Regions from separate parts of the Homo sapiens genome. Here region 1 is linked to region 2. Evidence: chromatin loops called from intact Hi-C (ENCODE). Cell type or tissue: B cell. All regions are shown on one strand. Each heading gives the region's core, and the rest is flanking DNA. Links, peaks and the distances in the headings are about the cores only.

Region 1 (4,404 bases), core at 247-4,246, 70 kb after region 2:
GGTCTCACTATGTTGCCCAGGCTGGTCTTGAACTCCTGGCCTCTAGGGATCCTCCTGCCTCAGCCTCCCAAAGTACTGGGATTACAAGTGTGAGCCACCACATCTGGTGATATTAAACTTTAAATTGTTGGCAATAATAGGAACATATGTATTTGGAAGCTGTAGCTCAGGCAGTTTTGAATGATGTGGAGAAATGCTACAAAAATGCCTATGCTCCTAAAAGTGTGTCAGATTTTCACTTGTATATTTCTGTGATGTGAGATCTGAAAATTTATGAAAAGAAATATTAGAAATACCATGTCATTTATATGGGTGATACTGTGTTGATAACATAAATAATCGATTTTTCTTGGCTAACATCACGACAGTGTTTTCAGTTATTTTTCCAGCACTGAAAGATTTTGTTTTATTGTCTTTGGGTCTCCATTGTCTCTGATGAGAAATTAATAGATATTCAAATTCTTGTCCCCAAAATGTAATTTCTAGATGTGTTCATGATATTCTCTTTATTGTTTATTTTAATGTTTTTTTTTTTATCAGTTTGACTATGATGTGCCTGAGCATTTGGTTTTCTTTGCATTTATTCTACTTGATAGCTTTCTTGGTTTCCAATGAAACAAAACATTCCAGGTCCATACCGTACATTCCTTGTCTGAGATCTGCATTTAGGCATTTGTCCAAGAAGACTTTACTAATTTTTTTTTTACATATATTTTTTAGAGGTTACATTCTTCCTGAATCTATAAATGTATATCATTATCATTTACCAAATTTATTTATTTATTTTTTGAGACAGAGTCTCACTCTGTCTCCCAGACTGGAGTGCACTTATGTGATCTTGGCTCACTGCAACCTCTGCCTCCTGGTTTCAAGAAATTCTTGTGCCTCAGGCTCCTGAAAAGCTGGGACTACAGGTGTGTGCCATCATGCCCAGCTAATTTTTATATGTTTAGTAGAGACATTGTTTTGTCATGTTGGCCAGGCTGGTCTCTAACTCCTGGCCTCAAGTGATCTGCCTGCCTCAGCCTCCCAAAGTACCGGGATTACGGGCAGTACTGGGATTACAGGCTGAAAATTTTTTAGTCATTTGTTCCTCTCCTCTTCTTTTGGGGCTTCAGTTACTTGTATGTTAGACCCTTTGCTATTTTCCCACATATTCCTGTTCATTTCATTTCAATCTCATTTCTGTCTCTTATTCAGATTGGATAATTTCCATTTATCTATCTTCAAGTTCATTGACTCTTTCCTCTATATTTCCATTTTGCTTTTATCTCACCTAGTATTTTTTTCAGATATTGCATTCTTTCTTTATTTATTTATAGATATTGCATTTTTCAGATATTGCATTTTCTCTGCTGAGATTTTTTGTTTTCTTATTCATCACGAGCATATTTTCTTTTATGTCATTGAGCAGAGTTATAACAGTGGCTATAAAATCTTTGTCTACTAATTCCAACACCTAGATTATCTTGGGGTTGGTCTCTGTTGATTGTCTTTTCTGTTGAGAAAGAGTCCTATTTTCCTGGTTCCTTGTATATGGAGTATATTTGTATTATATTCTGGACATTTTGAACATTATGTTGTGAAAATTCTGGATTCTGTTATATTCTTCTACACTTGATATTAGCCAAAAGGTTATGAAGTGATTAGATTCTGTTACATTCTTCTGAAGAATATTAGTTATTTTGTTTAAGCCAACACTTAACTTGTTTGAACTAACACTAAAAATTTTTCTCAGGTGCAAGTTCAAATCTCAATTCTGTTCTCTGATCCCTTGCTGCAGTTTTTTTGGTTGCATGGTTCTGGAGTCAGCCAGAGATTTGGGCATAGTTTATACACAAAAGCCGAAGTTCTTCTCTAGTACTTCTCTTTTCTGGAATTCCCCCTCACTTTGCAGTTGCTATAGTTTCTCAAACTTCCTCTTCTTCAGTTTAGAAGGACCATATATAGGCTTTCTATAAAAAGTTTTAGCAATTCCACTAGGCATTGCCTGCCTGCAGCCTCAGGCTAAAAGCCATAAAAACAGAAAACATGTTCCTGAAGTTTCCTTTTCCTTTATCCAAATGTTGACTTCCCTCTTTCTTTTCGTTACTCTCTAGTAACTTGAGGGAACTTTTTGTCTTTTTTGTTTTGTTTTGTATTTTGTGCAGAGTTTAAAGTTGGTATCTGCAGGAGACTCAATGTAATAGAGACTTATCTAGCTATACTGGAAGGTGAATTACAAGGAATATTCTTTTGGGAATAAAGTTTAAATAAAATTGAAGTTTTCTTGCTATGTAAGTACTAAAAATATTTTGATAACAGAAAATAAATAATGTTTATTGTTATCCAGAATCAAAGTTTTTTAATCCTTTAACACTTTGCTTGGATGTTTTAAAAATTAAAGATTATAGGATAGCTTCATAGTTTATTCTTTTCTGCAACTTATTAAATACACTGTTCATTAAACTGGTTTATTAAAGTATTATTCAGTGACTCCTATATATAGGTATACTTTTGCCTCTGGAGATACACTGATGGGTAAACTGGAATATGTGCCCTTAAAAAGTTCTGTCTTACAGAGGAGACAGACACATAAATAAGTATTGTATCACAGATACGGTCCGTTTTGGTGCGTGTTACAATGGGTGCTTGAAAAGAACGTGTTTGCTTTTGTTGGGTGCAGCAACAACACATTAGATCCTGTTAGCTGATGGCATTGTTGAGTATTTCTATATCCTTGTTGATTCTGTCTAGTTTTTCTATAAGTTGTTGAGTGAGGGGTGTTGAAGTCCCTAACTATAATTGTGATTTTTCTATTTCTTTCAGTTGTATCAGTGTTTGCTTTACATATTTTACCACTGTGCCATTTGGTGCATACACATTCAGGATTGCTATGTCTTCTTGATGTATTGACTCTTTTATCATTAGGCAATATCTCTGTTTTTGGTAATTTCCTTTGCTTTGAAATATACTTTATCTGATATTAGTATAGCCACTCCTGATTTTTTTTGGTTAATGTTGGCATAGTATATCATTTTCCATTCTTAACTTTCAACCCATATATATATATATATATATATATATATATATATATATATATATATATATAATTATATGAAGTAACTTTTGTAGACAGTTTGTAATTGTGTCATGTTATTCTTATCCACTTTCCCAATTTCTTTTAATTGGCCTATTTAGACTATTTATGTTTAATGTAGTTATTGATATGTTCAATGCAGATCTCCCATTTTATTTTTATTTTCCGTTTGTTCTTTCCAGTTTTTGTTCCTCTGTTTACTTTTGTTTCCATCTTCCTGTGGGCTACTTGAACATTGTTTTTAGAATTCCATTTTGATTGACCTATGGTGTTTAGAATGTATCTTATTGTATATCATTTTAGTTCTTTCTCTGGGTATTATGTTATACAAACATAACTTAGCCAAGTCTACCAGTGTTGGCATTTTACCAATTTTAAAGTATAGAAATCATACTTTTATTCTTATTCCCTCAATCCTTTAATATAATAGTCTTAAATATTTTGGTAGTAACTGTTATATTTTTTGTTTCAAATATCACACATAATGTCAAAAACTCCCGAAGATAATGAGAGTATATTGAATTTACCCATATTTTTGCTTTTTGTGTGTTCTTTTTCCTTTCTTGATATTCTAAGATTCTTACTTTTATACCTTTGTTTCTGTTTAGAGAACTTCCTTAGGATGTTCATTTAGGATAGTTCTGCTGGTGACAAAGAGAGTTTTCTTTCATCTGAGAATGCCCTGATTTTTCTTTCATTTTTAAGAGATAGTTGAATTAGATATAGAATTCTAGGTTGCCAGTCCTTTTCTTTCAGCACTTAAAAAACTGCTGTGACATAGCTTTCAGGGACCCATGGTTACTAGTGAAAACATTCACTAGAATGTTTTCCCCGTATCCCCTTATGTTATGATGCATTGTTTCTCTTTTTCTGCTTTCAAAGTTTTTATTTATTCATTTATTTATTTATTTGATTTTAGTTTTCAGAAGATTGACTTTGATGTATTTTGGAATGGATTTACTTAGGTTTGATTCTATATGAGATTTGTTCAGCCTCTTGAATCTGTAGGTTTATGTCTCTTGCCAAATTTGGAAAAATTTTTGTCATTATTTCTTTGAATACTTTTTTAGCACTACTTTCTTTCTCTTCTTTTTCTTGAACTTGATGACATAAATGTTAAATCTTTTCTTATAGTCCCACACATTTCTGAGGTTCTTATTATTTATTTTTCAGCTCATTTTCTTTCTGTTTTTTTTTTTTTTACATTGGACAATTTCTGTTGTTTTATCTTTAATTTCACTGATTTTCATTTCCTCTCCATTATGCTGTTGAGCTCATCTATTGTGTGTGTGATTTTTTAACTGTATTACGGTATTTGTTACCTT
Region 2 (4,404 bases), core at 144-4,143:
CCTATGATTCATACTTTAATTATACCTGCTAGTCAGGCTTTCTCTTATGCCACATTAACACAGCTACTTGAGAAAAACCAGAAATGCTTTTGCTTTGAGGTGGGTTTACTGTCGGTTTTGAACTGTTGTTTCCATGCATGATTCTCTCCATCATAATTAACTGAACCAGATTCTTTCCTAGAGAATAGACTTTCTATATAAAAGATCAGCAATACCTGCAAGCCTGTTTTCATAAACAAATGTAATGGATTGAAATATAGCCTGTCCAGAAATTTCCACTTCATAACACATGACACCGTAAGCTGCGTGGTAAGCTTCGCAAATATTATTGGCTGACAGGCTCTTTGGCACAGAGAAATGTCTCTTTGTTTTCCTGATTCTGGAATGGGATATGTGGGCTTTGTTTACTTGCTTTTGAGAGCAAATAGATAGTAGAGGATAGTAAACTAATATGGCATTTGTAAATCTGCCTAAAACTGTTTCTTGACGTAGATCATGTCTGACACTTAAGCCTGGCACTTCGTATGTACTCAGTAAGTGTTATTGTCAAGCTATTATTACTTTTCAATTAATTATGTAGATTTAGACCACCCAGACTCAGCTGATCTGAGGTTAAGTTCAAGCCTGGTAAGAGATGACTAAACAGAAACCAAGTGTTTCTTCTTGGTTTCCCCTCCTCCCAGCTCCTGGTAACCATTGTACTTTCTGTCTCTATGAATTTGACAATGTAGGTATCTCATATAAATGAAATTATACAATATTTGCACAATGTGTCTGTCTTATTTCACTTAGATGATTCAGTCATCAAAAAGAGAAGCAAAGAAGAAATAAGAATTAGATATACATTTAAAACCCATATGAGGAGCCAGGCCTGGTAGCTCAGCCTGTAATCTCAGCACTTTAGGAGGCCCAGGTGGGCATTTCACCTGGAGTTCGAGACCAGCCTGGCCAACATGATTAAACCCCATCTCTACTAAAAATAGAAAAATTAGCTGGGTGTGGTGGTGTGCACCTGTAATCCCAGCAGGTACTAGGGAGGCTGAGGCACGAGAATTGTTTGAAGCCAGGAGGCAGAGGTTGCAGTGAGCCAAGGTTGTGCCACTGCACTCCAGCCTGGGCAATGGAACGAGACTCTGTCATCTTAAACAGATAAAAATTTTAAAAAACCCAAAACAAATAAACAAAAAGAAACAAGCATTTGAACCTACTTAATTTTTGACTTAATTTTCTAAAATACTCTTCTGACAGCCAAAAAATGAAGTTCAGATTAAGCCCTTAGAGGGCGAGATCTTTTTATTCTGCCTTATTAGAAGTATTATTATTGTCACACACAATGCTCTTAACATCACTATTTCTCAAAAAATTAGTTGGTGTATGACACTGCATTTCTGATGGGCAAATGTACACATCATTAGTGACAGGAGCCTATGTGACTTAGTAACATTGTCTTTTCCAGTTTAAAAAAAATGCTCTCACAAATTGTAGAGCCCCTCTCAAATGCATACAGCTCTCCCTGCTTCCTCTCCATGGTTGTCATGAAGCACAGACAAATGCTAAATGTAGTCCGGGTTGAAAAAGAAACTTCGCTTTGTCTGGGGGTAGGAAATGGGAGTCTCTCACAGGAAGAGTACAGAACATAGCCCACATTGTATGAGTCTATGGATTCCAAGAGCTCATTATCCAATAGATGGACTAAAGAGCAATGGTTGGAAGACCAAAAAGTCAAATGACTGAGAGATGAGAAAAGAGAATTTAGACGGGGTAAGTACACATGAGATTGGGCAACAGATGGGCAGTAAGCAGATTAAATAAAGGAAGGAAATATAGTGTGATTTTTGTGGATGAGGTAGAATCCAACATAACTCTGAGATTTAAGCCTATACAACTCAGAAGTGTTATTTTTTTTAGAAGAAATATACATTTTAGGTTGAGTCTCCTATGCTGAGTTTGAGGTAAAGTTAGAATAATTAAGAGGCACTTTCTCAGAAAGAAAAGTGCAGCACAAACACTCAGGGCTGTTGTGTTAGCTTAACGGAGGGGGACACAGAAGCAGAAGTCAAGGTCAACTAGAGGGGAAGAATAGCTGCAGAGAGTGGAATTTGTTCTATGTGACAATATGACTCCTTTTTTCTAAGAGATGGTGTCTGGCTATGTTGCCCAGGCTGGTCTTGAACTCCTAAACTCAAGCAATCCTCCCACCTCAGCCTCCCAAAGTGCTAGGATTACAGGTGTGAGCCACTGCACAATATAACTTCTAAAGTCCCTGCCAAATCTAGATTTTATTATGATGACAGATTTCGGATGAATGGGTTGAAGGAAAAGAACAGAAGTCTAAGCAAGAAATACTCAACAACTAACTACATTTATGAGGGGTGGGGAGAAGGAAAAAGGAGAGGGAGAGAGGTAATCACTTAATTTAGGAAAAGACATTTTTTAGCACAGATTTTGATTTCAATTTAGTATTGCCCTCTTGTGGCAAATCATGATGTTTGCTAACTCTGACAGAAAACTTCATAAAGAGCACAGGAAAAGGAGACAAAATGAAAAGAAGCAGCCTCCACCAATACTGGGCATGATAGTTTTTGCATGTATTGCCCCATCTAAGCTTATCCACAAGCATGTGAAATAGGTATTAAATCTGATTAGCCCCACTTTTAAAGTTTTATTTATTTCTTTATTTTGAGATGGAGTTTCGCTCTTGTACCATAGGCCGGAGTGCAATGGCGCCATCTCGGTTCACTGCAACCTCCGCCTCCCAGGTTCAAATGATTCTTCTGCCTCAGCCTCCCGAGTAGCTGGGATTACAGGCACGTGCCACCATGCCTGGCTAATTTTTGTATTTTTAGTAGAGATGGGGTTTCACCGTGTTGGCCAGGCTGGTCTCGAACTCCTGACCTCAGGTGATCTGCCCGCTTCGGCCTCCCAAAGTGCTGGGATTACAGGCATGTGCCACCGTGCCCAGCCTGATTAGCTTCATTTTTAACAAGTGGGAAAGTTATAACTGAAAAGTGATTAACTTTCCTAAATTTATGTATAATATCTGGAAGGTACTGGAGTTGGGATTTCAATCCAGGTCTACCTTGGTAAAAAGGCCATGCTAAACACACACACACACACACACACACACACACACACACACACACACACACATTCAACAAATATTCATAAGTATCTGTTATATTTCTGTGCTGCTGTAGATGCTGGAAATACAACAGTAATTTTGAGTAAATTTACCTCAATCCAGCCCTAATCAAATTTTCAATCTAATAAATTATAGCAGCAATATTAATCAAATGGCCAGCCAAAGGCCATTTATGAGCTGTGTGACTTAGGATAATTTAACTTTTAGGCTTTACACCTTTCCCAAGTATAAAATTAAGGATGATAGTGATAACGATAATGACTATCATTTATTAAACCCTTACCATGTGCCGGACACTGTCCTATGCTAATAATGAAATAACATCTATTGTTTCACTTGGGTTATTTTAAGCTCTAGACACGAGACATTTTTATACCTCTATGACTCAAAGTTAGAACAAGAAATCTCCTCCGACCAATAATGACAATCAATTACAGCTAGAGTGCTGTTGACACTCCACCCATGTGTGCTCAGAGGCTTGCAGCTGCATTAGAAGAGGAAGTGCTGTTCCTCTCTTACCTCTCACTGAAACCCTCATGGGCGTGGCCTCCGCTGGATTTCAAAGCAGCCACTGACCACACAGAAAGGAAGCAAATGTTTACTGAGCAACCACGCTGTCCATGTCCCACGAGGCCTACAAATCCTCACACTAACCCTGGAGGTAGGAATTTTATAATGAGGATGAGATTGTTGAAGCCCCAAAATGCGAAAACAAAAACCAAGAACCACAAAAAGCCAACAAAAACACCCAGACAACTTGCCCCAGGATGAACAGCAAAGTCTCTAACTCCAAGACCACACCACAGTGAATACGTTGGGACACATCATACGCATTATATATATATATGTATATATATATATATTTTTTGAGACGGAGTCTCACACTGTCGCCTTGGCTGGAGTGCTATGGCACGATCTCTGCTTACTGCAGCCTCCGCCTCCCGGGATCAAGCGATTTTCCTGCCTCCGCCTCCCGAGTAGCTGAGATTACGGGCACCCGCCACCACACCTGACTAATTTTTTGTATTTTTAGTAGAGATGGGGTTTCACTATGTTGGCCAGGCTAGTCTCCAACTCCTGACCTCGTGATCCATCCACCTCGGCCTCCCAAAGTGCTGGGATTACAGGCGTGAGCCACCACATCCAGCCTACTTTTATATAGCTCTTTTTCCACATTTACATTTTTTGCGTTTAGACCCTAAGCTTTTAGATTAAATCTTATTTCTTTGTATCTCTTGCACTTTGCATGCTATCAGCCCACA

Evidence for each region. Peaks named below come from ENCODE experiments on the same cell type or tissue, not always from the same donor. Only the 100,000 strongest peaks of a DNase experiment are listed, where the experiment ranks them.
Region 1: it touches region 2 in a loop (4-fold over the local background); 1 of 110 quality-filtered maps calls a loop at or near these places.

What each region holds. Positions count from the first base shown.
Region 1 is chr11:100,610,481-100,614,884 of GRCh38, reverse strand. No RefSeq gene overlaps it. Among named protein-coding and RNA genes, the nearest start is that of ARHGAP42, 75 kb to the left of the region's middle. In B cell, for the core only: no CTCF peak of the experiment used is centred there; a DNase peak (open chromatin) is centred at 1,894; H3K4me3 peaks cover 680 bases; H3K27ac peaks cover 990 bases.
Region 2 is chr11:100,680,523-100,684,926 of GRCh38, reverse strand. ARHGAP42-AS1 (ARHGAP42 antisense RNA 1) reads left to right here. Exons shown (of 2, transcript NR_133571.1): 2 at 1-766. LOC124902736 (a long non-coding RNA gene) reads right to left here. Exons shown (of 3, transcript XR_007062860.1): 3 at 3,017-4,404. Among named protein-coding and RNA genes, the nearest start is that of ARHGAP42, 4.6 kb to the left of the region's middle. In B cell, for the core only: a CTCF peak has its summit at 2,467 (motif pointing left); DNase peaks (open chromatin) are centred at 2,486 and 3,666; H3K4me3 peaks cover 926 bases; H3K27ac peaks cover 2,297 bases.